Linked DNA regions of Homo sapiens: region 2 is linked to region 1. Evidence: chromatin loops called from intact Hi-C (ENCODE). Cell type or tissue: heart left ventricle. All regions are shown on one strand. Each heading gives the region's core, and the rest is flanking DNA. Links, peaks and the distances in the headings are about the cores only. Region 1 has its middle 36 kb from the start of PPP1R2B. Region 2 has its middle 370 kb from the start of SGCD.

Region 1 (15,574 bases), core at 5,112-13,111:
TCTCCTTCAAAAGATTGCAGCTCCTCGCCAGCAACGGAACAAAGCTGGATGGAGAATGACTTTGATGAGCTGACACAAGTAGACTTCAGAAGGTTGGTAATAACAAACTTCTCCGAGCTAAATGAGGATGTTCAAACCCATCGTGGGGAAGCTAAAAACCTTAAAAAAAGATTAGATGAAAGGCTAACTAGAATAAACAGCGTAAAGACCTTAAATGACCTGATGGAGCTGAAAAACACAGCACGAGAACTTCATGACGCATGCACAAGATTCAATAGCCGATTCGATCAAGTAGAAGAAAGGGTATCAGTGATTGAAGATCAAATTAATGAAATACAGCAAGAAAACAAGGTAAGAGAAAAAAGAATAAAAAGAAATGAACAAAGCCTCCAAGAAATATGGGACTATGTGAAAAGACCAAACCTACATTTGATTGGTGTACCTGAAAGTGATGGGAGAATGGAACCAAGTTTGAAAACACTCTTCAGGATACTGTCCAGGAGAACATCCCCAGCATCACAAGGCAGGCCAACATTCAAATTCAGGAAATACAGAGAACACCACAAAGATACTCCTTAAGAAGAGCAACCCCAAGACACATAATCGTCAGATTCACCAAGGTTGAAATGAAGAAAAAAGTGTTAAGGCAGCCAGAGAGAAAGGTCGAGTTACCCACAAACGGAAGCCCATCAGACTAACAGCAGATCTCTCAGCAGAAACCCCACAAGCCAGAAGACAGTGGGGGCCAATATTCAACATCCTTAAAGAAAAGAATTTTTGCCAGGCGCGGTGGCTTACGCCTGTAATCCCAGCAATTTGGGAGGCCAAGGTGGGCGGATCATGAGGTCAGGAGATCGAGACCATCCTGGCTAACACGGTGAAACCCTGTCTCTACTAAAAATACAAAAAGAAAATTAGCCGGGCATGGTGGCGGGCACCTGTAGTCCAAGCTACTTGGGAGGCTGAGGCAGGAGAATGGCGTGAATCCAGGAGGTGGAGCTTTCAGTGAGCTGAGATTGCACCACTACACTGCAGCCTGGGAGACAGAGCGAGACTCCGTCTCAAAAAAAGAAAAGAATTTTCAACCCAGAATTTCATATCCAGACAAACTAAGCTTCATAAGTGAAGGAAAAATAAAATCCTTTACAGACAAGCAAATGCTGAGAGATTTTGTCACCACCAGGCCTGCCTTACAAGAGCTCCTGAAGGAAGCACTAAACATGGAAAGAAACAACCCATACCAGCCACTGCAAAAACATGGCAAATTGTAAAGACCATCGATGCTATGAAGAAACTGCATCAATTAATGGGCAAAATAACCAGCGAACATCATAATGACAGGATCAAATTCACACATAACAATATTAACCTTAAATGTAAATGGGCTAAATGCCCCAATTAAAAGACACAGACTGGCAAATTGGAGAAAGAGTCAAGACCCATCTGTGTGCTGTATTCAGGAGACCCATCTCACGTGCAGAGACACACGTAGGCTCAAAATAAAGGGATGGAGGAAGATCCACCAAGCAAATGGAAAGCAAAAAAAGCAGGGGTTGCAATCCTAGTCTCTGATAAAACAGACTTTAAACCACCAAAGATCAAGAGACAAACAAGGCCATTACATAATGGTAAAGTGATCAAGTCAACAAGAAGAGCTAACTATCCTAAATATATATGCACCCAATACAGGAGCACCCAGATTCATAAAGCAAGTCCTTAGAGACCTACAAAGGGACTTAGACTCCCACACAATAATTATAGGAGACTTTAACACCCCACTGTCAATATTAGACAGATCAAGGAGACAGAAGGTTAACAAGGATACACAGGACCTGAACTCAGCTCTGCAACAAGCAGACCTAATAGAAATCTACAGAACTCTCCACCCCAAATCAACAGAATATACACTCTTCTCAGCACCACATCACACTTATTCTAAAATTGACCACATAATTGGAAGTAAAGCACTCCTCAGCAAATGTAAAATAATAGAAATCACAACAAACTGTCTCTCAGACCACAGTGCAATCAAATTAGAACTCAGGATTAAGAAATTCACTCAAAACGGTACAACTACATGGAAACTGAACACCTTGTTCCTGAATGACTACTGGGTAAATAACGAAATGAAGGCAGAAATAAAAGATGTTCTTTGAAACCAATGAGAACAAAGACACAACGTACCAGAATCTCTGGGGCACATTTAAAGTAGTGTGTAGAGGGAAATTTATAGCACTAAATGCCCACAAGAGAAAACAGGAAAGATCTAAAATTGACACCCTAACATCACAATTAAAAGAACTAGAGAAGCAAGAGCAAACACATTCAAAAGCTAGCAGAAGGCAAGAAATAACTAAGATCAGAACAGAACTGAAAGAGAGGGAGACACAAAAAACCCTTCAAAAAAATCAATGAATCTAGGAGCTGTTTTTTTGAAAAGATCAATGAAATTGATAGACTGTTAGCAAGACTAATAAAGAAGAAAAGAGAGAAGAATAGATGCAATAAATGATAAAGGGGTATCACCACCAATCCCACAGAAATACAAACTACCATCAGAGAATTCTATAAATGCTTCTATGCAAATAAACTAGAAAATCTAGAAGAAATGAATAAATTCCTGGACACATACACCTTCCCAAGACTAAACCAGGAAGAAGTTGAATCTCTGAATAGACCAATAACAGGCTCTGAAACTGAGGCAACAATTAATAGCCTACCAACCAAAAAAACTCCAGGACCAGATGGATTCACAGCCAAATTCTACCAGAGGTACAAAGAGGAACTGGTACCATTCCTTCTGAAACTATTCCAGTGAACAGAAAAAGAGGGAATCTTCTCTAACTCATTTTATGAGGCCAACATCATCCTGATACCAAAGCCTGGCAGAGACACAACAAAAAAAGAGAATTTTAGATGAATATCCCTGATGAACATGGATGTGGAAATCCTCAATAAAATACTGGCAAACCAAATCCAGCAGCACATCAAAAAGCTTATCCACCATGATCAAGTGGGCTTCATCCCTGGGATGCAGGGCTGGTTCAACATACCCAAATCAATAAATATAATCCATCACATAAAAAGAACCAATGACAAAAACCAAATGATTATCTCAATAGATGCAGGAAAGGCATTCAACAAAATTCAACAGTACTTCATGCTAGAAACTCTCAATAGGCCAGGCGTGGTGGCTCATGCTTGTAATCCCAGCACTTTGGGAGGCCAAGGCAGGCAAATCACGAGGTCAGGAGTTTGAAACAATCCTGGCTAAAACGGTGAAACCCCTTCTATACCAAAAATACAAAATATTAGCCGGGCACGGTGGCGGGCAACTGTAGTCCCAGCTACTTGGGAGGCTGATGCAGGAGAATGGTGTGAACCCAGGAGGCGGAGCTTACGGTGAGCTGAGATTGCACCACTGCACTCCAGCCTGGGTGACAGAGTGAGACTCCATCTCAAAAAAAAAAAACCTCTCAATAAACTAGGTATTGATGGAATGTATCTCAAAATAATAAGAGTTATTTTTTACAAACTCACAGCCAATATCATACTGAATGGGCAAAAACTGGAAGCATTCCCTTTGAAAACTGGCACAAAATTGGGATGCCCTCTCTCACCACTCCTATTCAACATAGTGCTGGAAGTTCTGGCCAAGGCAATCAGGCAGGAGAAAGAAATAAAGGGTATTCAATTAGGAAAAGAGGAAGTCAAATTGTCCCTGTTTGCAGATGACATGATTGTATACTTAGAAAACCCCATCGTCTCAGCCCAAAATCCCCCTAAGCTGATAAGCAACTTCAGCAAAGTCTCAGGATACAAAATCAATGTGCAAAAATCACAAGCATTCCTATACACCATTAACAGACAAACAGAGAGCCAAACCGTGAGTGAACTCCCATTCACAATTGCTCCAAAGAGAATAAAATACCTAAGAAAGCAACTTACAAGGGATGTGAAGGACCTCTTCAAGGAGAACTACAAACCACTGCTCAATGAAATAAAATAGGACACAAACAAACGGAAGAATATTCCATGCTCATGGATAGGAAGAAGCAATATCATGAAAATGTCCATAGTACCTAACGTAATTTATAGATTCAATGCCATCCCCATTAAGCTACCAATGACTTTCTTCACAGAATTGGAAAAAACTACTTTAAAGTTCATAGGGAACTAAAATAGAGCCCGCATTGCCAAGATAATCCTAAGCAAAAAGAACAAAGCTGGAGGCATTATGCTACCTGACTTCAAACTATACTTCAAGGCTACAGTAGCCAAAACAGCATGGTACTGGTACCAAAACAGAGAGATAGACCAATGTAACAGAATAGAGGCCACGGAAATAACACCACACATCTACAACCATCTGATCTTTGACAAACCTGACAAAAACAAGAAATGGGGAAAGGATTCCCTATTTTATTAATGGTGCTGGGAAAACTGGCTAGCTATAGTAGAAAGCTGAAACTGGATCCCTTCCTTACACCTTATACAAAAATTAATTCAAGATGGATTAAAGACTTAAATGTTAGACCTAAAACCATAAAAACCCTAGAAGAAAACCTAGGCATTACCATTCAGCACATAGGCTTGGGCAAGGACTTCATGACTGAAACACCGAAAGCAATGGCAACAAAAGCCAAAATAGACAAATGCGATCTAATTAAACTAAGAGCTTCTGCACAGCAAAAGAAACTACCATCAGAGTGAACAGGCAACCTACAGAATGGGAGAAAATGTTTGCAATCTACCCATCTGACAAAGGGCTAATATCCAGAATCTACAAAGAAGTCAAACAAATTTACAAGAAAAAAACAAACAACCCCATCAAAAAGTGGGCAAAGGATATGAACAGACATTTTTCAAAAGAAGACATTTATACAGCCAGGAGACACATGAAAAAATGCTCATCATCACTGGTCATCAGAGAAATGCAAATCAAAACCACAATGAGATACTATCTCACCCCCGTTAGAATGGCGATCATTAAAAAGTCAGGAAACAACAGATGCTGGAGAGGACATGGAGAAATAGGAACCCTTTTACACTGTTGGTGGGAGTGTAAATTTGTTCAACCATTGTGGAAGACAGTGTGGTGATTCCTCAAAGATCCAGAACTAGAAATACCATTTGACCCAGGAATCCCATTACTGGGTATCTACCCAAAGGATTATAAATCATGCTACTATAAAGACACATGCACATGTGTGTTTATTGCAACTTAAAACCTAGATGACAGGTTGATAGGCACAGCAAACCACCATGGCACATGTATACCTATGTAACAAAACCTGCACATTCTGCACATGTATCCCAGAACTTAAAGTATAATTGTTTAAAAAATTATATATATATATATTTAAAAGTTAAAAAATAAAATAGAAGACAGTATTAGCAATAGCAAAGAAAATAGCAAAAAAAAAAACAAACAAAAACCCAAATGTCCATCAATGATAGAGTGGATTAAGAAAATGTGGCACATATACACTGTGGAATACTATGCAGCCACATAAAAGGATGAGTTCATGTCCTTTGCAGGGACATGGATGAAGCTGGAAACCATCATTCTCAGCAAATTATACAAGGACAGAAAACCAAAGGCTGCATGTTCTCACTCATCGGTGGGAACTGAACAATGAGATCACTTGGACACAGGGTGGGGAACATCACATACTGGGGCCTGTCGGGGGTTAGGGGGCTAGGGGAGGGATAACATTAGGAGAAACACCTAATGTAAATGAGTTTATGGGTGCAGCAAACCAACCTGGCACATGTATACCTATGTATCAAACCTGCACAGTGTGCACATGTACCCTAGAACCTAAAGTATAATAATAAAAAAAATTTAATAAAGAAAAAAAGAAAAATAAAAAGATGTATTTTTGAACAATCCAATTAACCAATTTGCCCTAACTGGTATGTATATAGAACACTATACCAAACAGCTGCAGAACACACATTCTTTTCAAATGCACATGATACATTTACCAAAATGGGCCATGAAGCCAGAATCAGTACTCTGACCATAGTGGAACTAAGTTAGAAATCAGTAACCAAGAGATAAACAGAAAATCACCAAATGTTTATAAATTAAGGAATTGTTTTCTAAATTACCCTGAAGTCAGAGAAGAAATAACAGAGCAAATTAGAAAATATTTTGAACTGAGTATAGCTATCAGAATTTGTGCAATGTAGATAAAATAGTGCTGACAGAGAAATTTATAAAATCAAACACACACTTTGGAAAAAAACTGAAAAAATTATTTAATAATCTCCTAAAAAGCTAAAAAAGTACAATAAATTACATGCGAAAAAGTAGAAGGAAATGTTAAAGAGGAAAAAAATAAAAAACATACAATTTAAAAATTGGTATTTTTGGAGATTAATAAAACAGATAAACACCTATCAAGATTCATTAAAAGAAATGTGAGAAAACTATACTTAAAATTTTCAGAAATTAAAAAGGGACATCATTAGAGATCTTAAAATATTTAAAAGTTAAGAACTTCCAGCCTTCAGATAATATGTAGAAGGTCTTGATGGACCATTTCTCCCACTAGATAAACCACAAAAATTACTGGATCAGCTTGCCCATCTCCCCCATATTTAAGAGATTGGAGGGTTGCAGATCAAAAATGATCCAAAATTCAATTACAGGGGAGGATAAGGTATTTCTAGCTGAGCAGGTATCAGTGGCGAAATTCTCTTCTGCTGAATTTCCACAGGGGCTGGTGGAAGACTGGGCTTATCACAGTCTCTGGAACTCTGCTATGATACAGGAAAGCCTGCAGACCTTGTGGGCTAGTATAAATGGATTGAAGTCTGTAGGAGTTTCAAATGCAAAGAACTTGTTCTTCTTACCTGCTGAGTTTTCCCCCATGAAACTTTTGGTGAGTGTGTGGAAATGGTATGAAAATGGAACTGGAAAAGCAGAGAGAGAGAACTCTGTAGTCTTCTGGTGATTAGATCCCAAGGTCCTACTAGAGAGAGTAGTTTATAATATATACAGTACAGACCCAGTTAGCCCTAAATACATGTGAAAACACAGGTGAAATAAAGCTTACTAAAGCTGTATCCCAGCCACAAATCAGCTCAAATTCTTTCTGGATTATAAAGATTGACCCATTTCCCTAACTTACAGACAAAAGAACACACCCTCCCTTTTAGAAGATAGTATTGTGCTCACTTTGGCAGCACATATACTAAAATTTGAACAAGACACAGAAGATTACCATGGCCCCTGCACAAGGATGACACAAACTCATGAAGCCTTTCATATTTTAAAAATAGAGTTCATGTCCTTTGCAGGGACATGGATGAAGCTGGAAGCCATCATTCTCAGCAAACTAACACAGGAACAGAAAACCAAACACCGCATGTTCTCACTCATAAGTGGGAGTTGAACAATGAGAACACATGGACACAGAGATGGGAACATCATAGACCAGGGCCTATCGCCAGGGGGTTGGAGGCAAGGGGAGGGAGAGCATTAGGACAAATACCTAATGCGTGCAGGGCTTAAAACCTAGATGACGGGTTCATAGGCACAGCAAACTACCATGGCACATGTATACCTATGTAACAAACCTGTACATTCTACACATGTATCCCAGAACTTAAAGTATAATTTTTTAAAAAATTATATATATATATATATTTAAAAGTTAAAAAAGAATAAGATAGAAGACAGTATTTATACCAAGGGCTGTAGGGTTTTATTTTTAATTATACAATTTCTGGCAGGCAATAAACAGCTATGAAATAAGTGAAGAAGCGGGATGTACTCCTAATTAAAAGGAAAAAAAACTGAACAGTAGCAGATCCACTAATGGTTCAAATATCGGAATAAGCAAAGACTTTAAAATAACTATTGAAATATATTAAAGAAATTTGAGGATAAGATTGACAAAATGGATAAAAAGAATGACAATTTCAAAAGATAAAACTGCTAAAATAGAACAAAGTGAAAATTCCAGAACTGAAAAAAAAAATCTACTGTGCATGAAATTAAAAATGTATTTATAGAGCTAAAGCAGAATGGACACAGCAGAGAAAACAGCATCAGTCATTTTATCCAGGTCATCACAAACTGGTTGAAAATCAAAAATATAGGAAAAATTTTAAGATGCACACATAAAATAAATTATTAAATGTAGACATAGAAAATAGATTATATTTAGCAGAACAACAATGAAAATCATGGCTGACTTTCATCAGAAAACAATGGGTGACAGCTGGGTATAATGGTGTGCACCTGTAGTTCCAGCTACCTGGGAGGCTGAGGCAGGAGAATTGCTTGAGCTGAAGAATTCACGTCCAGTCTGAGCAACATAGCAAGATCCTGTCTCAAAAAAAAAAAAAAAAAAGAGAGAAACAATAGAAGACAAAAGACAATGGAATTGACATCTTCAAAGTGCTGAAAGAAAGAAAAACAGAATTCTATAAATGAAGTGCATATAGAGATGTTTAAAAAAACAAAAGGTGAGAAAATATGTCACCAGCTTTTGAAGCTAAAAGAAAATAACTCAAGATGAAAGCAAAGATCTGCAGGAAGGAATGAACAATGTCAAAAAAGGTCAAATATGTGCATAAACATAAAAGAATACTTTAAATTTTCAAAATTATTGACTATTAGAAACCACAGGCCAGGCACAGTGGCTCACACCTGTAATCTTATCATTTTAGGAGGTCGACGCAGGTGGATTGCTTGAGCTCAGTAGTTCAAGATCAGCCTGAGAAACATGGTGAAACCCCATCTGTATGAAAAATACAAAAATTAACTGGGTGTGGTGGTGCACACCTGTAGTCCGAGCTACTCAGGATGCTGAGGTGAGAGGATGGCTTGAGCCTGGGAGATGGAGGTTGCAGTGAGCTGAGATTGTGCCAGTGCACTCCAGCTTGGGCAACAGAGCAAGAACCTGTCTCAAAACAAAAAAACAAAAACAAAAACAAACAAAAAAGCCAAAGCAAAACACAATAAAGTTTAGTGGTTTATAATATAGACAGAAATAAAATATGTGACATCAATAGCACAACGAACTAGAGAGAGATTAGTGGAATTTTTTGTGCAAAGTTTTTACATTGTTTGCAAAGAAGCGAAATACTAATTGATTCTTGTGATAAATTGGGGTGTTAAGTTGAGGATGCATACAGTAATCACTACAGCAGTTGTTTTCAACCTTTGGTAATTCCCCTACCCAGGCCCCAGCCAAGGAACCCTGTCACAACTGGAGTGGGAGGACAGTTGCTACTGCCATCTGCTGGGAAGAGGCTTTGTTTTTATGAAAATTTTGTAGATGAGGAAACAGACTCCTAGAAGTTAAGTAAGTTTCTCTAACACTACCTTTGATAAGGTGAATAGTGGCTCCCCAAAGATGTCCCCGTTCTAATCCCCAGAATCTGTGAATATGTTACATCACATGGGTAAACGGTTTGCAGATGTGTTAAGGATCTCGAGATGGGAAGATTATTCTGGATTATCCTAGTGCGTCAAATGTAATCACAAGAGCTTTTATAAGAGGAAGGCGGTTGGGTCAGAGTCAGAGAAGACACATTATGATGAAAGAAGAGGTGACAGAAGGAAGGGGGATAGGTAGACAGACTGAGAATGAATGAAAATGCTACATTTCCAGCTTTGAAGATGGAGGAAGGCACCTTAAGCCAAGGGATGGAGGCACCGTCTAGAAGCTGGAAAAGGTAAGGAAATGGATTTTTCCCTAGAGCCTCATGAGGTAGCACAGCCCTGCTGATACCTTGACCTCAGCCCATTAAAAACCATTTCAGACTTTTGACACAAAGAACTGTAAGGTAATAAAACTGTATTTTCAAACCACTAAGTTTATGATAATTCATTATAGCAGTAATGGGAAATTAGTATAGATATCCAACTAGGATTTGCTTCTAGATTTTTCAGTCTATGCCTTTAATCACAAGATGGACATAGCTACCATAATGGGAAGAAAAGCTAAAGCATTTTTCAGAATGTTTTTGCCCTGCAGATATCTCTGATATTGCCTAACTGATCATGGTGTTCCTAAAATTGAAATAGACAGGCAACCTACTAAAGCCTTATTTGATTTGTGGAAGTGTTACCTACAGTGGAAAGAATCCAGCAACCAACAGACTCCTCATAACATGAGAGCTTCCTAAATAATCTTAAATTTAAAATATATATACACATATATGTGTATATATACATGTATATATATACATGTATATAGATGTATATATACATATACGTATATTTATGTGTGTGTGTATATATACACACACACGTGTCAAAAGAAAAACTTCAGCCGAGTTAAATTTAAAGGAGTTTAATTGAGCAATGAATGATTTGCAAATCGGGCAGCCCCCAGAATCACCGAAGATTCAGAGAGACTCCAGTGCAGCCACATGGTGGAAGATTTATGGACAGCAAAAGGAAAGTGATATACAGAAAATGGAAGTGAGATACAGAAACAACTGGTTTGGTTACAGCTCCGTGTTTGCCTTGTTTGAACATGGTTCAAATAACGTTGGCTACATTTGATTGGCTGAAACTCAGCGATTGGTACAGTTGTGTGTTATGGTTGGTTTATACCTCCACTTGTTATAGTTCATGACGTACAGAAAAATCTTTAGGCTGAACTTAAATATGTAAGGAGGCAGCTTTAGGCTAAACTTGATTTAATACATGCATACATGTACAAATATACATACGTGCATGTATATATATGATATACACATATTCTATGGATATTTATATAGATAGGCTTACAGATATTCACATATATATGTGTGTATGTAGTGTGTGTGTGTGTTTCCGTGTATATGAGCAAAATGTCTTGAAAAAATACAGAAACTGTTTAGAAAGTTACATCCGAGAAGGGGAACTGAGATCCTAGAGGATAAAGGTGGGAGTTTATTGTTTTGGTTAGATATCCTTTTGTACTTTTTAAATGTTGACCCATGTAAGTATATCGCTGATTTTTTTTTTAAATACACACATAAAATTTAAAAAAAATAAAGAATTCTATTATACTATTGGGGCTAAAATGATACCCCAAAATGAAAGCTTCAGAAGCAGCCCAGAAGCTTCTCTTCCAAAAGTTTCTCTCTGACGTTCTCTTGGCCTGCTATCTCTGACCCCTCAATTCTATCCTGAGGCTAGCAATAGAAGCTAGAATCTCTCCTCCCCCAAGGTGGATCAAAAAACCAGAACCACTTTTCCCCAAAGCCAGCCATAGGACCTAAAAATATTGCTCAAACTTTTCCCCCACCTTTCTGTGTAATAATTGACCATACAGAAATTATCTGATCTATCTTGTTTGATTATAGATTGTAAGACCTCCATTCCAGAGAGTGTCCTGCCCCATACTGAGAAGGAAGGAATGCTGCTCAGAGAGGCCAAGAAGAATCTAGACAGACAGGCCTTGCTCGGTTTCCCCACTCCGTCTATTAGCATTAGATCTCACACTTTTTGTTCAATCCTATTTCCACACGGCCGTCCATAGTTTGTTGAACCTAAGCATAAAAATGGACAATTTCCCCTGTATCTTTGGGTCTTCATTCTTTAGGCTCCCATGCACATTAATTCATTTGTATGCCTTTTTTTCCATGAATCTGCCTTTCGTTGGTTGATTATCAGCGAACCTTTGGAGGGCGAAGAAGTTTGCCCTTTGCCTTTGTAATACCTCCATCAGCAAGAGCCAAGAGAGATTCCATGTGTTTTTCCCCAAGACCCTCAACCATTTCCCCAACCCAACCTTCACTGCCTTTCCTTCACTCTCTGCCTTGAGACAGTGAGGCCTAATCACTCTATGCCTTTCATTCCTGTTTCCAGAGGAAGCTCAGACCCTAGGGGAGCCCCCATTTTCCATGGCTCTCTGCACCAGTATAATACCTTCCCCTGCCTCCTCACCTTCCTTCCTTGCTTTATCTTCTCCATAGCATTGACCACTAATCTGGTATTCTATACCTTACTTCCTTATCTGGATCATCACCTGTATCCCTCTAATACAAACTGAGCTCTATCAGGGCAAGGATTCTTGTCTGCCTTGTTCACTCCTGTAGCCAAAGCAGGAGTAAGAGTGCCTGGACATACTAGGCTCCCAATGAACACTTAATAACAGAGGAAGAGAGGCAGTGAGTGATCATTGAGTACTACGCTGGGAACCACAGCTTTGCTGGCACTAAAATGAAGAAGAGATGAACAGAGGGAGGTGTATTTCCTATGGCCACCCATCCATCTGCCTGGCAGGGACTAGGTGGAAAGAAGAAACTGCTGTCAAGGCATGTCCCGTTATATGTCAGATCCCTCCACACACTACCACCTTGCAGCAAGAAAAACGCCTGGAAGCCAACTAGACAAGTGGCAGGGTTTGAAGGATAAGAGCCCCTATGGCTGGGAAACTGCTGATGTGAGAAAGAAAGCATAATTATACTCACATTTGCAACAGGTAATGGAGCACCATGAGCAACTTAAATACTGACATTTTATTATAGCCTTAAGAGAGAACATAAAAACCTTCAGAAAGAATAACTAAATGTGGCATTTGGTATTTGCCACATCATTTGTGTTAATCATAGAACATTTCTCAGGGGAGGAGCCCCTAACATTTCTTATATGTAAATATATACTTCATATATAAGTGTCTTTATGAGAATATCATCTGTGAAAAGCAAATCATCCAACAAATATTTACTGAGCAGTCTTCTGTGCACCAGGCACTGTGCTAGTCCCTGGGAAAATGACTCACAATAAGATGATGCCCTTATGAAACTTACGTTCTAATAAAGAAGCCCAGCACTAAACAAGACACCCAAACCACAAAGACAGTCATTTCAGACAGTGACTTGTGATGCAAAAGAAACAAATTTGGGGGTCTGGAGATTCCTACTTGAGGATGGGCATGGAGGAAGGCAGAGCAGACACCACTGGGGCCTCCTTGTCCCTCTGACGTCCCTTGGCCATGCACGGCAGCTGCTTGCTCCTCACAATGTGATCCTCAGAACATCAGCAAGGGCATCATCTGGGAGCTTCTAAGAGCCGCAGCATCTCAGGCCTCCTAACAGAACTCTTTAACCAATCTGCATTTTAACAAGATCCCCAGGGTTTGTGAGCACACTAAAGTTTGAAAACTACTCTTCAGGACTGTTTCTAACTGCCCGTATTTGCATATTCCCACTGCTCTTTCTGCATAACGAGGAGCAATCAGAAGTGCTCTCTCCCTCCCCAAGGATCCAGTACCAGTGGAGGGGGTATGTAAATGTTCAAGTCCCTCAGCACTCATAGGGGTAACCCAGAGGCAGCATTTTATGCCTTTCCCAGAGCTTCCCACAGGATGAAGCTTGGTGGCCTGCGGTGGTGGCTGGTGCCTCTTGCCACTGATTTCCCCTGCTACTGCCTTCTGTGCCTCCCAAGCCACCTGCTGCCATCTGCTTGCTTGTCTCAGGGTGCTCCGAGGGGAACGTGAGTAAGACAGGGGCCTCTCTGAAGATGTGAGCTGAGAACTGAAGAATGAAAGAAGCCACCTGGTGAAGAGCTAGGAGAGGGAACAGTCAGTGGAAAGGCGCTGAGGCTGGGAAAAACTGCAGTGCTCAAGGACCAGAATGGAGATCAGAGGCAGGAGCACAGTGGGGAGTCCTGTTGGGGGTGGATACAGAAGTGCAAGAGTAGAGAAGGGAAGAGTAGACATTGATTGCACTAATGCAGTGAGGTGATTGTGGCTTAGACATGTCAGTTGGGAGCACAAGGACCAGAGGCAGGTGGAAGAATGTTGACCTGTTGTAAAGCCAGAGGTGAAAAACAAACTGTGCAAAATATTCACACACACTCAGCAAGCTTTGGATGACTGCGTAAAATTAAACAAACCCTCCAGTCGTACCTGTCTCTATACTAGGGATGCATAAGCTAATGGCTACACCCCAAAAGTCTGTTCCTTAGGTTAAAATGCCCAGCACTCAGTAACATTTCCTTCTCTAAAAATCTAGAAAATGTTCGAAGAGAAGTTAACTGTTAGGGCTCAGAAAACAACACTTCAAAATGAAGGCCCCAGAAGTAAAAGGTTTTCTTCTGACCTTCTTCTGCTCTTCTGTCTCTCAGTCCCATTCTCCCCTGAGGCTAGCCATAGGCACTAGAATCCCTCTTCCCAAGGCTGGTCATAGAAACCAGAACCCTCTTTTATTCCCTGAAGACAACCATAAAGCCTAAAAATATCACTCTATTTTTCCTCTGCCTTTCTGTGCAAAAACTGGCCGTAAAGACATGATCTGGCCTACCTTGTTTGACTGTAGGTCATATAACCCCATTCCACAGGGGGTTCCACCCCGTACCCAGAAGGACGGAATGCTGCACAGACAGAATCTGATAGACAAGAATCTAGACAAACAGGCCTTGCTGGGTTTCCCCACTCTATTAGCAGTAGATTATACATTTTTGTCCAATCCTATTTCCACACGGCTGTCCATACTTTGTTGAACCTAAGCATAAAAATGGACAGTTGGCCAGGCATGGTGATTCATGCCTGTAATCCCAGCACTTTGGAAGGCTGAGACGGGTGGATCACGAGGTCAGGAGATCGAGACCATCCTGGCTAACATGGTGAAACCCCGTCTCTACTAAATATACAAAAAATTAGCCAGGCGTGGTGGTGGGCGCCTATAGTCCCAGCTACTTGGGAGGCTGAGGCAGGAGAATGGTGTGAACCCGGGAGGCGGAGCTTGCAGTGCGCCAAGATCACGCCACCGCATTCCAGCCTGGGGGACAAAGCGAGACTCCGAAAAAAAAAGCGAGACTCTGAAAAAAAAAAAAAAAAAAAAAAAAAAAAAGGACAGTTTCCCCTGTATCCTGGGTCTTCATTCTGCAGGCTTCTGTGTATACCCATTAAGTAAATATGTATGCGTTTTCTTCAATAAATCTGCCCTTTAGCTGGGCACAGAGGCTTACGCCTGTAATCCCAACACTTTGGGAGGCTGAGGCAAGAGCCCAGGAGTTTGAGACCAACCTGGGCAACATAGGGAGACCCTAGTTCTACATAAATTAATTTTAAAAAAATAGCCAGCATGGTGGTATGTGCCTGTGGTTCCAGATACTCATGAGACTGAGGCTGCAGTGAGCTGTGATCACACCACTGTACTCTAGCCTGGGCAATAGAGCCTGGGCAACATAGCGAGATCCTATCTCAAAAAGGAAAAGAAATGCGTTAAAAAAATTAATCTGCCTTTTGTGAGCTGCTTTTTCAGCAAAACTTCAGAGGGCCAAGGGAACACAACAATAACTACACAACAATGACTAAGATAGACATGAACTCGCTTCCTGGCTTTTGTGTTCCTTAATTTAGACTAATTTTCATTCATTTAACAAACATGTATTAGGTAGCACCTGTTGGCAGGACCTGTGGATTCCAAGATGGGCCAGATAAGGTTACAGTGGGGAGCAGCCCCAGCTATTATAATTCCACATGATAAGTGTGATAAACACACTATGAACAAAGGGGTATGCAACTACTGAAAGAAGTATCCAACCCTTTTATTGGGAGTTGGAGAAAGCTTAACAGAAAAGGCAAAATAAAACTGGCATTTGAGTTGG
Region 2 (15,574 bases), core at 3,278-11,277, 860 kb before region 1:
ATTGTGTGTCCGGAGGGTGGTGCCAGGGACCCTCAAGGAATACGAGAAAGACCAGTGTTCCTGAAGCCCAGAAGAGGAGGTGGATGGCGAGATAAGATGGGGCTGGAGAAGCGGCCAGGGACCAGCTCAGGTAGAGCCTTGAAGACCACAGTGAGGAAGTTTTCACCCTGAGGATTTAAAGGCAGGAGCGACTTGTTGTGATTTGCTTTTTAAAATATCACTGTGGCTGCTTTGTAGAGAGTCACCTGGAAGGGTGGATGTGAGGGAACCAGTTCAAGTGGGACAGTACAGTTCAGATGTGACAGGGTGGGAGCATGAAGGGAGGTGGATGGATCGGAGAGATATACGAGGTAAAATGGGCAGAGCATTGTGATGAAACATGGATAGGAAACTGAGGGTACATGCAGTTGGAAGGTGTCAAGCGTGACTCTTACAAATATTCACATTCCACTGGGTGGCTGGTGGTGGTCACTGGGGTAAGAAATGCTGGATTGCAAACAGCGGGTCTGTGGAAGAGAACTCATGATTCCTCTTAGAAGCATGTTGATTTTTAGGCACTTTGAGTCATAGGCAATGTGTTAGGTGTTGTGCATATTTTATTTCATTTAATTATCATAACCACCTTGCAAGTTAGATAACATTTTTCTCATATTATAGTTGAGGATATTGAGGTACATAGAAATGAAATTAATGGCCCAAAGTAATATAGCTAGTTAGGGCAGAGACTGAATTTGAAACCAGATCTAGCTGATTTCCCAAGTCTTTTCTGTTTGTACTATATTTTTCTTGATGAGAGTTTAATTAAATGTTTGCCAAGTGGTTATATGGTTGATAAATGTGAAGACCATTTTCCAAATGGTATTTTGAATCATTAAAAAAAAATTAATGCAAATAGGGTTGTGCTGTCCCCAATCTCCTTCTCAATCTTCCTAGAGATTTAAATAGTCAGAGATTGATACTCCCATCTTAATCAAAGTAAGTTTTCATGCCAAAAACAACACAGTTTCAGTAGTTCAAAAGTTACTGTTTATGTAACTATAATAAAATAATCTTGTGAAATTCCTCAGCCACTAAACTAGTTATAGCATATCTCCAAAATGTGTGGCTGACCAAACCAGCTGGATCACTGAGACAGAACTGTATATGATTTTCCTCCTTTGGCCAGTAGCTCTGGGAAACCGAATGTAGCCATCACATAGGGTGATGGCACATTATAACAATGATGAGGTTGTATGGACTCTGAGAATATTGAACATTTTAAGGGCAGTCCAGCAAAGCCCCTTATTTTTATGGACAAGGGTCATAGAACCTGGCAGGAAAGATCACAAGAGCAGCATAGGAATGGTAATAGATTTGGGCCAGGAACCCAGGTTTCCAGTCTGTGACTCTTCCTATTCTGCCAGCAAACTTCTGTCATTCACAGATAGAGAGATGGGGAGGGAGATATGTGGAAGCATGGATGGACATTCAAGGAAAGATAGATGGGCAAATGTCTTCCCTTTAGCTACTATGGCATTGATGCTTTATTTGTATTTTTTTCACTTAATTCTTGCAACAGTCTAGTGATATAGTTATTATTAGCCCCGCTTAGCAGATAAGGAAATTGACGCTCACATTGTTAGCTTGGTATTATCATAAATACTCTTGTGTGTGTGTGTGTGTGTGTGTGTGTGTGTGTGTGTGTGTGTGTAATGTTTTGGTTTTTTTTTTATTATTAAGATCTTGGAAATTGCATAACAGTTATGTTAATGTCTATACAGTTTTCCTAAAAAAAGATGGAACTTTTTTGGTGAAGAATGAGATTACAGAGGAAACCTTAATAACTTTCCTCAAAGTCTTAGAAATACCATGGTTTTTGGACCCAGACCTGGATAAGAATAAGGCCCATTCACCCACTCATTTCTGATCTCGAGCAGGTTACTTGACTTCTCCCAGGCTCAGTTTCTTTGTCTGTAAAATGGGTATTAGAGTATCCATCTGCCAGAGGGAGAGAAACATCCTAAAGAAGTACTTTTGAAAACGATTGCAATCAAGGTAAGTTAAAGAACAAGCATGGCAGAGATGAAGGTGGGACCCATATTCAACTCTCTGTCTTCTAACTGCAGCAGGTACATGTTTGTCCTGAGCAGAGAGAGCTCCTGTAGTCACTCTGATTTAGTGACTCAGCAGAAGAGATACTGGAGAGAGAGAGATTGAGAGTTCAGAGTTTACAAGCTTATAAGCTCTATGAACTTGCGTAAGACACAAGATCTCTCTAAGCCTCAAGTTTTTCATCTATAAAAGTGAAAAAAAAAGGACTTGCTTCATAGGGTGATTATAAAGATTTCATCATATGTTTAAAGTTCTAGCCTGGCACGGTGGCTCACTCCTGTAATCCCAGCACTTTGGGAGGCCAAGGCAGGCAGATCACCTGAGGTCAGGAGTTCAAGACTGGGTGACCAACATGGTGAAACCCTGTTTCTACTAAAAATACAAAAAAATAGCCAGTTGTGGTGGTGCATGCCTGTAGTCCCAGCTACTTGGAAGGCTGAGGCAGGAGCATTTCTTGAAATCTGGAGGCAGAGGTTGCAGTGAGCTGAGGTGGTGCCACCGCACTCCAGCCTGGGCGACAGGGTGACATTCTGTCTCAATACTGCTACTACTAATAATAATAATAATAAATAAAGTTCTTAGTGTAGTGCCTTACTCCCAGTAGGTACTCAACATATACATTTTGCTTTTTGGGTGGCTGGCCAAGTCGGAAGCAGGTATTTGTGAAAAATCCACATCTCCTGTTGCCCATGTTTATTGTTATTAATATGGATTCAAATTTCTTGCTTAACAGATTTATTCATCCAAATTATACTGATTTTGTTTGCATCATTCAGGCAAAAGCAAACTCTAATTGGCTTCCCTATAGCATAGCCCAGAAAAATCAAACCAGCTTGGTGCTCTCTTCTACAATAAGCGGCAATCCTTCTGTAAGTCATCTCATTAGCTCCCCTGTGATATTTATGAAGCCTGGGATTTGCTAATGATCTTAAATGGGGTTAGAATCTTTAGTGTGTGTTGAAGAAGGGAGTAGTGGAGAGAATCAGAAGACCTTAAGAGACCTTAAATGCAAATCTTTACTGAACTATTTTTTGTTTATCAGTTACCCAGTGGGGTGTCTGACAAATACAGTATGGGGTCTTATTCCCTATCATCTGTGTGATGGGGTACCATCTGGGCTCAGAGAAAAAGACATAGTCTATAAGATTTGGCTGAACTAATTAGTCAATGAATAAATTATCAAAACCGACAAATGCAGTTCAAACCAGAAGTGACCACGAGTTTTAAAATTTTTATCAGCTCAGCTGAGTCTCTGCAAAAAAAATTCATTTCTAAAGAAATGCATACCACAGGACTGGGCACATGTCCCTTTTCTCCATCAAAGAAACAAAACACTCCTTCTTCTCTTCCTAAATACTGATTGCTGCATTGAAATGAAAAGCAAGATACAGAAAGACATCTAAGTTTCCTAAGCTAAATGGGGGGCACATTAGGTCAATTTAAACCAATATCCCTTTTCTAATGTGTTCTTCCAACAGATGCCTTTGTAAACTCTCCAAGGCACAGATCTGAGTAAATTTCCTGCTCAGAAAACATAGATGGTTTTCTTTTATTAATATACATAGCCTAGTGTCAAATGACCTTCATAATCAATCATAAGAAAGATGGCTAGTCCTAATTGAGTGCTGTGTATCAGATACTTTGCTCAATGTTTTCATGATTAAATTATTTAATTCTTGGAACAAAACTGTGAGTTAGGCATTATAGTGTTCCCTGTTCTACCTATGAGACAACGAGGTTTCGTGAGATTAAGTAATTTGTTCGATGTTATGTAGCTAGTATATGTTGGAGTAAGAAGTTGAATCTAGAAATTTTGTGTTCACTCTATCTCAGAGGTCAGCGATAGATTTTACACGTCTAAATAATTGGAAAAGTCAAATTGAGAGCAATATTTTATGGTTTGTAGAAATTACATGAAATTCATATTTCAGTGTCCATCAGTGCAGTTTTATTGGAACATGGCCACACTTACTTGTTTTCGTATTGTCTATGGCTGATTCTGTGTTACAGTGGCATAGCTGAGTAGTTGTGACAGAAATCACCTGGCCCGCAAAGCTGAAAATATTTACAGTCTGGCCCTTGACAGAAAAAGTTTGGGGATTACTGATAGATCATAACCCATGTATAATACCACCTCCTATCATGTTACAGCCTTTCTAATTTGGAAGCATGTCCACATACCTTTCTTTACATCCTTCCTTCTTCCCATGCATGCGCCTGGAATAAAATGTAATGGCAACTCAACTTGTGGAATGTCTCATGCTTTCTAAACCCAGGTCTGATATCATTCAGTTTAGTTTTGAAAATTTTTATTGCAAGCAATAGAAAACTTGACTCAAATTGGATGTTTGCAAAAAGAGAATCTATTAGCTTGTGTAAGAAACATCTACGAGTTTATCTCAGTTAAGACACAGCTTCATCCAGGACATAAACAATATTATCAGAACCTGTGTCTCTACTCCGTTCTTTGAATTAATCCAGTTCTCAATGTCTGTATAATTTATGCTCCCCCTACCTGCTTTGTCTAGTGTTTCTCTCCAGACCTTCTGCTTCATACCACCTAGCCTAGAAATAGTCAAGAGAGTCTCTGTCTTGCCTTCACAAAAAGACTGAGTCTCACAATAATTGAACTGTCTTAGGTCCTATGTCCTGATGTCCTCAACCTAATGTCTACGGCGAGGAGAAGGAATTACACTGATTGGCTCAGAAGCGGTTAAACCCGTCCCTGAACTTTCACTATGGATAAAGAGATGGGGTTCCCTGATTAGTTTAAATCCATTAATATCCACCCCTAAAGTTAGGGGTTGGATGAGCACCATACCAATCAAATGGATGGGAAATTTCAGATATGATTAAGAAGGAGGCATGTGAGAATTGTTGCTAGGAAGGACACAACAAATGTCTGTACATCTCTCTTCCCCAAAGACTTCCAGGCCCCTGTATACCTGAGCTTGCTCCTGGCAGAATTTATCTTCCTTTATTTTGTACTCCCCCAGCCTTTCCCACTTGATGACTTGAATTATGCCAAGCTGTATATATTCCCTCTCTCAACAACTGCTACCACTTGATACTCTTCAAATAGTTGGAGTCTGTTATAATTATTGATTCCTGTGCTGAAGGCAGGAAACCCTCTCACCTAAAAATCCTCCTTTAAAGAATCCTTACCTGGTTTTAAAAGCATGTTTTGTTGACCCTTTTAGGAATTGCATGTGAGCTGGGAGGCTCCTTTAATGTACTGCTCACTTCTCCCAAACACAGTCTTTGAACTTCATAGGATGGTCAGGGCCAGGAGCAGAGTTGAGGACAGTGAGAGGGTCAGAGACACAGGAGAAATCAGGAACATCTCTTTCACACTCCAAACACAAGATGCGGATTTCACATTTTAGCATGATGAATTTGACACAGCTGTGTCAAATGCTGCACCATAAATTTTTTCTCACATCAAAGTAGCAAGATCAAAATATCTGCCATATTCACTGAAAGACATATACAGGATCATTATAGCTGCACTCTTCCTGATAGCCCACAGCTGGAAATATCACAGGCAACCATCAAGACTGAGTGGACAAATCATGGCACATTCACATAATGGAACTCTGTAAATCCATGAGAAGCGACAATATGTAACTAGACCCAATGATGTGGTTAAATCTCAAAAATATGATGTTGGCCCAAAGAATTCAGACAGTAGAATGTATTATGTGATTTCATTTATATAAAATAAAAAACTACCCTGTGATGCTAAGAGTCAAGAAAGTGGTTATCCTAAAAGGGTAGGAAGGAAACTTTTGGATGCAGTTAATGTTATTTTTTGTGCATGCCTAATTATTGGTCACATAGGTGTGCTCATGTGAAAATTCATCAAGATGTAAATTTATAATATGTGCACTTTTCTGTATGTATATTTTGATATAATATTGAAATGGAAAAAAAAATAAAAGTGGAGATAGGCTATGTCAAATGCCTAACTGTGCTCTTGCTTTTCTCCATATCTCTGAGGTGGGGTGGTGCTCTGAACTGAATGATACATTTGGGTTAGGGTCTGACCTGCCTGGATATAGCATGGATTGGGATCCTTTCTATAGAGGGAATAGAATGAGGTCTTCAGCTTACACAAGGCACAGGCCTTAGTTGAGCTAACCAGCAATGGTTAATGTACTAATGAACCCATATGTCCTCTGACCACAAATCAGAACAGTCTGTGACTTGATCTTTGACTGGATTCTCAGCCTCACCCTGGTGCTGCTACTTTAGCTGCCAGAGGTTCTTTCACAGGATGAAAGGGCTTATCTAACATCCTAAAGTTAATCTTTTCTTGTCTCCTTGATGGTAAAGAAAGAATAAACAGGTGTTCATTGTGTACCACTCTTTCTTCTTTGGGCTAATTGCCTCTGATCTTGGGGTGTATAGATTCATAAAATTTGTGCTGGAGTTTCATCTTTCAAAGAGAAAGACACAAGTAATTGGGTAGCAGTGCTTCTGAGAGTTTTCAAAAACCCCAAGGAGGAAGATGCTGACTTATATTGTTAAGGTCACTTTCATTCCCTTATTGTGAGTACTACTGACATGCATTATACTGCGTCAAAGTGGATGTTTTCCTGCTCCTGAGGAATTTTTTTTTTAATGTGACTGAATTTGCCTATTAATGCTTTATGTTAGTTGGCCTTTAGGTGTGGTGTTCCTATTCCTGTCTTTGAACAGGTCATTTCCTCCTAGCTCTTCCTCATTTTCTTGGTCACATTATAAATGTCCTCCACTTGTCAATGTCTGCCTTGGTCTTGCTGGTCCAAAAGACGTACCCTGTTTGAAAATGTGGTTGCTGTGATGCTGAAAACAGTCATGGGGAGGGCTGCTTGCATTCTGGTGTTTGGTATTTCACTTCTGTTTGCATCCTGGCGCTGTAATGAAATATCATGTCGAGTTCCCATAGGGCTGATAAGCCACCGTCAGCCCCTAAAGATAGCTCTGCCTGTGCATTACTGCTTTCCAAGAAAATCCCTGTCATTATGCAAAATGTTATGCACTTCCTTTCAAACCTAGTCATTTGCATTTTTTGCCTTTGAAAAGGCAAATTTGCTTTGAAAAGTGTAATGAAATGTGCCCAGATGAAAAATGGGCCCTGAGGATGGCTGGTGCCAGCATGGGGCTTTAATTAAATGATTAGATGGCAATTTGATATGACCAGCTTTTGAACTGCATCATGTTATCATTTAGCTTTGGGTGGGGAAATGCAGCTCGACCTTTAGAAACACTGAAAGATAATATGAACTTTGCTTTCAACCACCACAGAAATATGCACAGAAAGGCTTTTTTTAATTCTGTGTTCATTTTTCGCTGACCTCACTCGCCCAGTTATCAAGCCTCCTCATGCTTACTCTTCCTGAGCAAGCCATGTTCTTTCATGCTTCCATGATTTTAGCCGTCTGTTCCTTTTGCCTGGAGTTCCCTTTTTACTTCCTGCCTTTTTAGGGATCCTTATTGTTTCTTGAAAGCACAATTTACTTAATACCCTCCTCTGTTTATTGAAGTTCTTAATTTCCCTAGACTGGGAGCTAGTTGAGCTCTCCAATATCAAGAGACCTGCAAACTATAGCCTGTCTGTCTCCTGTTTTGGTAAGTAAAGTCTTACAGGAACATGATTGTACTCATTCATCTACACATTGTCTATCTCTGTTTCTGCTTTATTATGGCACAGTTGAATAGCTGCAACAGAAACCATGGCCTGCAAAGCCTGGAAAAGTTTGGGCAGATAAGCCGTTCATTCAATCAGTCATCACCTGCTGGTGCCTGCAAGCTCCATGAGGCCAGTAACTTTTGGTTTTACTCACCACTGACTCACTAGCATCAAACACAAGTCTGACACAAAGAAGCTACTTAGAAAGTACCAATTGTATATTGCAGTTGTGAGAATTCAGTGAGCTGATGGAGCTGTGATGTCTGTTAAGTGCTTTGTGCAAATTAGGCACTTAGTGAAAACTTGTTTGCTTTCAATTAAAGACCTCAGAGTTCCTTCCCTCCGACCTAGGCAACTAGGTCATCTTGTATTTCCTCCAACAAATTCATTTTCTTCGTGTCTGCCAGACTTAATATTAATTTTTCAGTTGTGCGTTAAAATATCCAATTTATCCTAAAGTTTAACCTAAAGATCTCTGCTCATTATTTTTACCTAATACCTACTGAGAATTTAATGTGTCCCACAGAGTGTGCTCAGAGCTTTACATCCGCTGCCTCACTGACTAGCTGGTGCCCCCATTCGGAGACAGATATTTTTATTATTTCGTAGCAGAAATGGAGGCATATTTAGGCTAAGAAAATAGACCAATTTCACAATTCCTGTCAAACTAAGACCAAAAATCTTGTCTATTGACTTCTAAAACTTGACTCTTCTCCATCATATGATCTAAAGACCTTCTGTACTGTTTTTCTATTTGTAAAAGAAAACAAAGCATTATTTCAAAGAGCGTTTGAAAGTATCCTTGTCTCATCAGTAATTATAGACAGGTTTCTGTGCAAGTTTCCCTATTGCTTCTTGAACTTTGACTCCTGAAGAAAAGGCACGCTTTTGCTTCTTAGGTCATAAATTCGCTTTCGACTGAATTAATTGCAGAAGTATGCACACTTCACACAAAGCAGCACATACACACGGAGTGTGCAGTAGCTAAACTGATGAGACATGAATCAATAAAAACAAAAATTAAATTAATACTGCAACAGCAACTTGAATCCATTTGATTAGCGATCTGGGCATGGGGTTAAAGCAATTCTTAGCACCCCATCTGTACAACAAGGATAAAAACTATCATTATGGGCAGCTTATGGGGTTCTTTTTTTTTTTTTTTTGGGTTAAATGACTAGAATATAAAACTTGCAAGGCATGGCTTTTTTGTCTGTTCTTTTGATAGAGGTAGCCCCAGGACCTAGAGTAGTGTCTTTACCAACTTTGTTCTATCAGTAAAGGTTTTCCAGAGAAAGAGAACTAACAGGATATGCTTTACCAGAGAAAGAGAACTAACAGGATGTATGTATATCCAGGAAGAGCCTTACTATGAAGAATTGGCTCATGCGATTATGCACAGTGACAGATTCCAAGATCTGCAGTCAGCAAGCTGCTGGTCTACGAGAGAGCTCATGTGTAGTTCCAGTATAAGTGCAAGTGCCTGAGAGCCAGAAGAGCCAATGGTGCAAGTTGCAGTCTGAAAGCAGACAGGCTCGAGACCCAAGCAGAGCCAGTGTTTTAGTTTGAGTCTGAAAACTGGCAAAGACCAGTGTCTTGCTCAAGCTGCCAGGAAGGAGGCGTTCCATCCTACTTGCAGGAGGGTCAGCCTTTTTGTTCCATTCAGATCTTCAATTGATTGGATGAGGCCTACTTGTGTCAGGGAGGGTAGTCTGCTTTTCTCAGTCTACTGATTCAGAAGTTAATCTTATCCAGGAATACCCTCACAGACACTCTCAGAAGAATGTTTGATCAAATGTCTAGGCACCATGTGGCCCGGTCAAATTGACACACAAAATTAACCATGACACACTCCGTAAGTATTTGATGATTTAGTAAGTAAATGAATTCAATAAATTTGAAGTATTTAGAATAGTGGCTGGACTAGAGTAAGTGCTAAATAAATATTATTATGAATTTTCCCAAAGCTATTTGAAGTATTCTGGAACTAGGGTTGGCTTATAGTTAATCATATACAACACAGCATGAAATAGTTCAGATTTGGGCATTTGACAGGAGCCTTTCAGTTCTAATGTTATCTATGCAAACACTTGATTGCAGGCTATATTGGAGACACTTTTATCTTTCTCATTTTTCTTTGTGAAAAATAATTACCTAACATATTATTGGAACTCTCATATGTGATGATAGTTGATGCCAAAATTGATTTAGAGTCAAGTATTTCTGTTGCGTGTTTGTGTGTGGGTTGTGTGGACACACACATGAGCATGTTGCCTGTATAGTTTATAGATCTGCCATTACTCTGATATACCAATACTTTGGTATTTGTGAGTCAAAATAGTTGTTAGAGTAACAGATTATGAACAGAAAAACAAAGATACGTCAACTAATAGTTGCCTCTTAATGATTCATTATTTACTTAGCCCTGTAAAGAAACTGAGGGCACGAGAAAAGAAAATTTAACATAGTCCCTACCCTCAAACAGCTTACTGAGTTAGCCCTAAAGTAAAACCGTAGGGACTTAAATGTAAAGTGTGTAAGATTGGCGATGAGCACAAATGTAATTCAAAGGAGAAGGAGTCAGTATTACTTGTAATAGGTGGAGGAGGCAGACATTGAAATAATTGCATTGCCACTCTAAAAATTTAGATTTCTTTTTTCAGTATCCCACTGAAATTGCTTTCTTGCTCTTCTTGTTTTTTTTTTTTTTTTCCCACCTCTCCCACCTGTCACAGCTTCCAAGTTCTCTCTGGTTCATCTGGGGTGGGCGTGCCTCTGGCTGAAGTATTCCTGCTCATGATTTAGACCCTTCCTGCTGTTTCTGGTAAATCACAGATATTACTAGCTTGCAAGAGGTGATTTTATTGACCTGGCAGCTGGCTTGTACAAAACTAGATTATTTTTGAAGTTAGGAGCATTTGTGACCAATGGAACACTGAGTTTTAAAAAATCAGAATAGATGTAATCAACTCTGAGGAGAAGAAATCAAAATTACAAATGCAGGGAGATTCTTCTCTGACGGATGATGGCTGCTCATACCTTGAGCTTGGGTAGATAATGTAGGCGCTGGCATTTATTTTCATCGTCCTGAGGATACTTACTCTATTAGTCTCATAGGGCTGCCATAACAAATTACCACAAACTTGGTGTTTTCAAGCAACACAAATTTATTCTTCCATAGTTCTGGAGGCCAGAAATCGAAAGTCAAGGCGTCAGCAGGGCCGTGCTCCCTTGGAAGGTTTTAGAGAATCCATCCTTGGCTCTTTCAGCTTGTGGTGGCACCAGGCATTCAACATCACTGCAGCCTCTACCTCCACCTTCACATGGCCTTCATTGTGTGTGTCTTCTCTTCTTTTTATAAGGACCTTTTTGTTGGACTCAGGGCCCCCCCCCCCGGTTAATCCAGGATGATCTAATCTCGAGATCCTTTACTTAGTTATGTCTGCAAAGATCCTTTTTCCCAATAAGGTCACATTTATAGGTACCGAGGGTTGGAACTGGATACATCTTTTTGGGGCTACAATTCAACCCACTTCACTTACCTTCCCTGCTTCTTGGTTCATTCAGACCCTGGGAAGGGCTGCAGTGTTGCTATCACAGTATGTATGGGGAAAATAGATCAATAAAGGTGACAGAGGGTGATAGGAGTGCAGAAGTGATGCGGTTTTGAATAAGGTGCTCAAGGAAGACTTCACTGAGAATGACATTTGATGAAGATCTGAAGGAGATGGAAAAGAGAGAGTCTTGCATGTGTCTGGGGAAGGAGCATTTTGGATGGAGGGAAGAGAAGTGGGGAAGTCTGCGTAGTGAAGGTTGTAATGCGCTGCTCAGATCCCCCTTCAGTGCTGAGGCTGCTGGGAGCCTGGGCAGGTGATGATGTTCAGCTGAATCCTTCTCTGGGAATTACTCTCACCTGAAGAGAGCTGCCCCCACCAAGGTCACACTCTCTCCTTAGTGGCAGCCAATATAGAATGACTAGTCCCTATGGGAGTATAAAGCCTGGCTCCCATTCCTCAAGGCAGGATTACAGTTCTGAAGGTCAGTCATCTAAAATGGGTTTCACTGGGCTAAAATCAAAGTGTCAGGAAGGCTCCATTTCTTTCAGAGGCTCTAGGGGAGAATCTATATCCTCTTTGTTTCAGCTTCTAATGTCTACTCTCAGGTTTTGGCTCATGGCCCTCTTCTTTCATCTTCAAAGACAGCAACAAGTGGGCCAAGTCCTCTTCAGATTGTATCACTCTGACCTGACCCTTCTGCCACCATCTTGCACACCTAAGGACCCTTGTGATTACATTGGGCCCATGTAGATAAACCAGCCTTATTTTAAGGTCAACTGAACAGCAGCCTTAATTCCATCTGCTCCCTTAGTTCTCCTTTGCTATGCATATAATACAACCTACTCACAGGTTCTGCAGGTTAGGACATGGACATCTTTGGGAGGCGAATATTCTGCCTACTACAGATGGAAACATGAGTACGTCATTCACAGTAACATACAAGGCAGAGTGGGCACAGGTGCAGAGTTGTAGGTAGGTAGTCCTGGGAACTTGTGGAAGTTCTTTTCTGATTACTCGGTAAGGGAAGAAGGAAAGTCAACAGCTGGGAGGTGCCAAGGGCTTGAAAAGAGAGACAACGTTATGAATGTCCTCTGAGAGAATAAGGGATGAGTTTACCATGGCAATATAACAGCATTGCTCAGCAGTACTCAAGGCTGTCATCTGTCCTGCTTACCCCAGGATTGCTGTGAGGGTTGCTATGGATGATGCTTATAAAAGTAGTTTTTAAACTGTAAAGCACTGTATTAATGAAAGTTAGTTGACTTTCATTGATTGGGTACCTTGTGATGGTTTCTGTTCTGTGTGGTTTAGGTATATGAACTAAACTAATTCTCAGAGCAAGACTAGGAGGTGGATATCATTATTCTTATCTCCACTGGACAGATGAAGAAATTGAGGCCTAAAGACATGAAATGCCCAAGGTTCCTCAGCTAGGCATTGGCAGGCTGGGATGTAAACCCAGTTAATCTGAACTGAGAGATTATACTCTTTATCACCAATCTATTCTGCTGTCTACTTCATGTGTTCACTTCTCAACCAGATTTTGTGTTCCATGAGGAGTGAAACCAGTGTCTTCTACTTAAAAGAAAAAGAACATCACTCATTGCACCTAATATAGACAGAGAGTGAGCATCCATTGAGCAAATGTAAGCATGCTAACAATTAAAAAATAGATAAATCTTGGGGTCAGAACAGTATTTGAGTCCTAGTTTAACCATTTAACTAGAAATATTGTGACATTTAGAAAGTCCAAGCTTCGCTTTCTTCATCTGTGAGATGGGGATAACAATAATGCCTACCTCAAAGGGTTGCTGTGAGGATAAACTGAAGTTATGCGTGCGGGAATCCCTTTGCCTGTCACTTAGAAGGCACATAGTAAGTGTGACTAGCTATTTCGCTAAATAATTGCTGTGTTGAAGGCAGGCAGTAGGGGTGATTTTTCAACCTAACTCCAAGCAAAACTCTTCACATAATCCCATACCAGGGACCTTCAGTCCCCAGTGTCCCCCAAATTTGGGAGTTTATTGTCCAAAGACCACACACATCACCCTTTCCTCCTCTCTATGTCTTATTTTCTTTCCACATTAGGACATCAACAAATGTAATTCAAGGTCATGCAAAACACAAGTTTATTACAAACTAGAATCTTATGGTACCACTTGGCTACAGTGAGGTCATTTATAGGTACCTGGCATAATTTCTTAGTTTAACGTGACATAGCTTAGCACATTAATAGCCGTCCACACTCACCTGCAGTTTTTCTTCCTATATCTTCATTCATTCCTTTATCTCACATATATTTATAACCCAGGCCCTGAGCCAGGAGGCCTGGGCCAGTGCAGAGCTGTCTCCTTCATCCCTCTCTTCAGGTTCCTTCCTTATGTTTTCTCCAAGTCTGTAGCCTGAATTCAGCTGGAGAACTTGCCAAGGGACATTTCCTAGTAGGTCCCAAACTTTCTATAGCATATAATAGGGGGATCTGAGTAGTAGCTTCTCTTTGTGGAATCTTTCTCTTTGAATAGTCTTTAGCCAATTATCCTAAGACTCCCCCAACATTATGGTTTAGAAAGCCTTATGTTATGTTTCCTTGCTTTTGTTTTTTTGAGAGAATTTTGGTGAGATGCCTTTAAAATAACTTTGAGTAGCTAGAATTCAATTAAATGCTAAGTAATATTTTATACATACAATCAATATTTTAGAAGTTTTTAAAGATATCACTTGCAAGTTTTAGTAGTACTTTTATAAATATGTTAGCTATATATTTAGCAATAAGTGTGTACTATGTATTAGCCAATATGCTAAGTACCATACATATTAACTTATTTAATTCTCATAATATCTCCTGGAAAGGTGAATTTATTTGCCCACATTTTTTCAACTTGAGGAAACTGAAACCCAGAGAGGTTACCTGATTTTTTCAAGGTTACATGCTAGTCGATTTCAGAAGGCTTTCAGAAGTCCTCTGAGCTTTCATACCATGGCATATGGCTCCAAGGCCCTTGTCCTAACCCCAGGGCTAGAGAGAGAAAAAATGTTTTTTAGTAGGACACAGACAAAAGTTACCAACTGCAGATTCAAAAACAGTGATTTCTGTGGCTCATAGAGTTTGCCAGGGCATGATACAAAAGACATGACTTTGTCTTCTCCTCCCTCCTTTTTCTTCTCCCTCCCCTTCCATCTTCCTTCTCCTCTTCATTTCCACCTCTCCCGCTCCTTTTCTTTACACCACTCTTTTCTTGCTCTGTGATAACTGGCAACAAGGACATCTGTTTCTCTCAGGGGAAACCTAGGCCCTGCTACTCTGTTGTCCTGGCTTGCCAAGGCCCAGGGGAGGCACTCAAAGGACATGACAGAACATTTATCCACATCTGGGTTGCTCACCCACATCATGAGTAGGAGGACGCCAATAGTCCTTTCCCTAGCCCAGCGCCAAGCCCAGGCCAGTCTTCTGTTTGAGGCAAAGAGAGCTCAGGCCTGTATCTTTCTCCTAGCCTGGTCCAATTTCATGGTCCCCTCTGAGCAAATCCTTTGACAAAAACAGTAGAAGCCTAAACACATACCCCTACCTTACCCTAAGCAATTGTTTTCAAGATAGTCCAGATAAATTCATATTTAGAAAAAAATTAAATGCACCTGAGAAAGGAGAGGCCTTTCAAAGATGAACTCATTTGACCTTGTTAAGCTGAAAGCCTAACATTTTAGAAGCACCTTCTTCCTTGGTTGTTTCACAGATCTAAGATTTTTGCAAGGATTGTAAATAAGCATTTGTTTTATATCTGCATATCTCAATGAGTTCACACAAGAAATTCCTTATGGAAAATCCACAATGTTATAATCCACTCAAGGACAAACTCCAGCTTCTCTGCCAGCGTGCTGAAACTGACACACACATAATAAGTAGTTTTCAACTTCCGCTTGAGGCCAGGCTCCCCGTCACTACTGTAACTTGAAATCCTACAGCTCATTTTCCAGAACTCAAGCATTTTGATCATGCGATCACGACAGAATTATGGGGGCTAAGTGGTTTGGAAGAGAAGAGAAATAATGAACTCAGTAACTAGGACTTTCAGAAGCACACTTTCCTTTTGTTACAACTTTTTTTTCTCTTGGTTTTCCTCACTGAAGTTTCTGATGTCCTGTCAACATATTAGGAATATCAAATATCACCTTTTACTTGGTTTAGACTATTCCCTCTAATGTAGCTTTGCTGTTAAATAGTTAATATCTGTAGAATTATACCCTGCTTAAAGAA

What was found. Peaks named below come from ENCODE experiments on the same cell type or tissue, not always from the same donor. Only the 100,000 strongest peaks of a DNase experiment are listed, where the experiment ranks them.
Region 2: it touches region 1 in a loop (5-fold over the local background); 62 of 110 quality-filtered maps call a loop at or near these places.

What each region holds. Positions count from the first base shown.
Region 1 is chr5:156,806,949-156,822,522 of GRCh38, forward strand. It overlaps the pseudogene RNU6-556P. Among named protein-coding and RNA genes, the nearest start is that of PPP1R2B, 36 kb to the right of the region's middle. In heart left ventricle, for the core only: a CTCF peak has its summit at 9,252 (motif pointing left); a DNase peak (open chromatin) is centred at 9,223.
Region 2 is chr5:155,945,649-155,961,222 of GRCh38, forward strand. It overlaps a transcript of SGCD not described here. Among named protein-coding and RNA genes, the nearest start is that of SGCD, 370 kb to the right of the region's middle. In heart left ventricle, for the core only: no CTCF peak of the experiment used is centred there; no DNase peak of the experiment used is centred there; H3K27ac peaks cover 260 bases.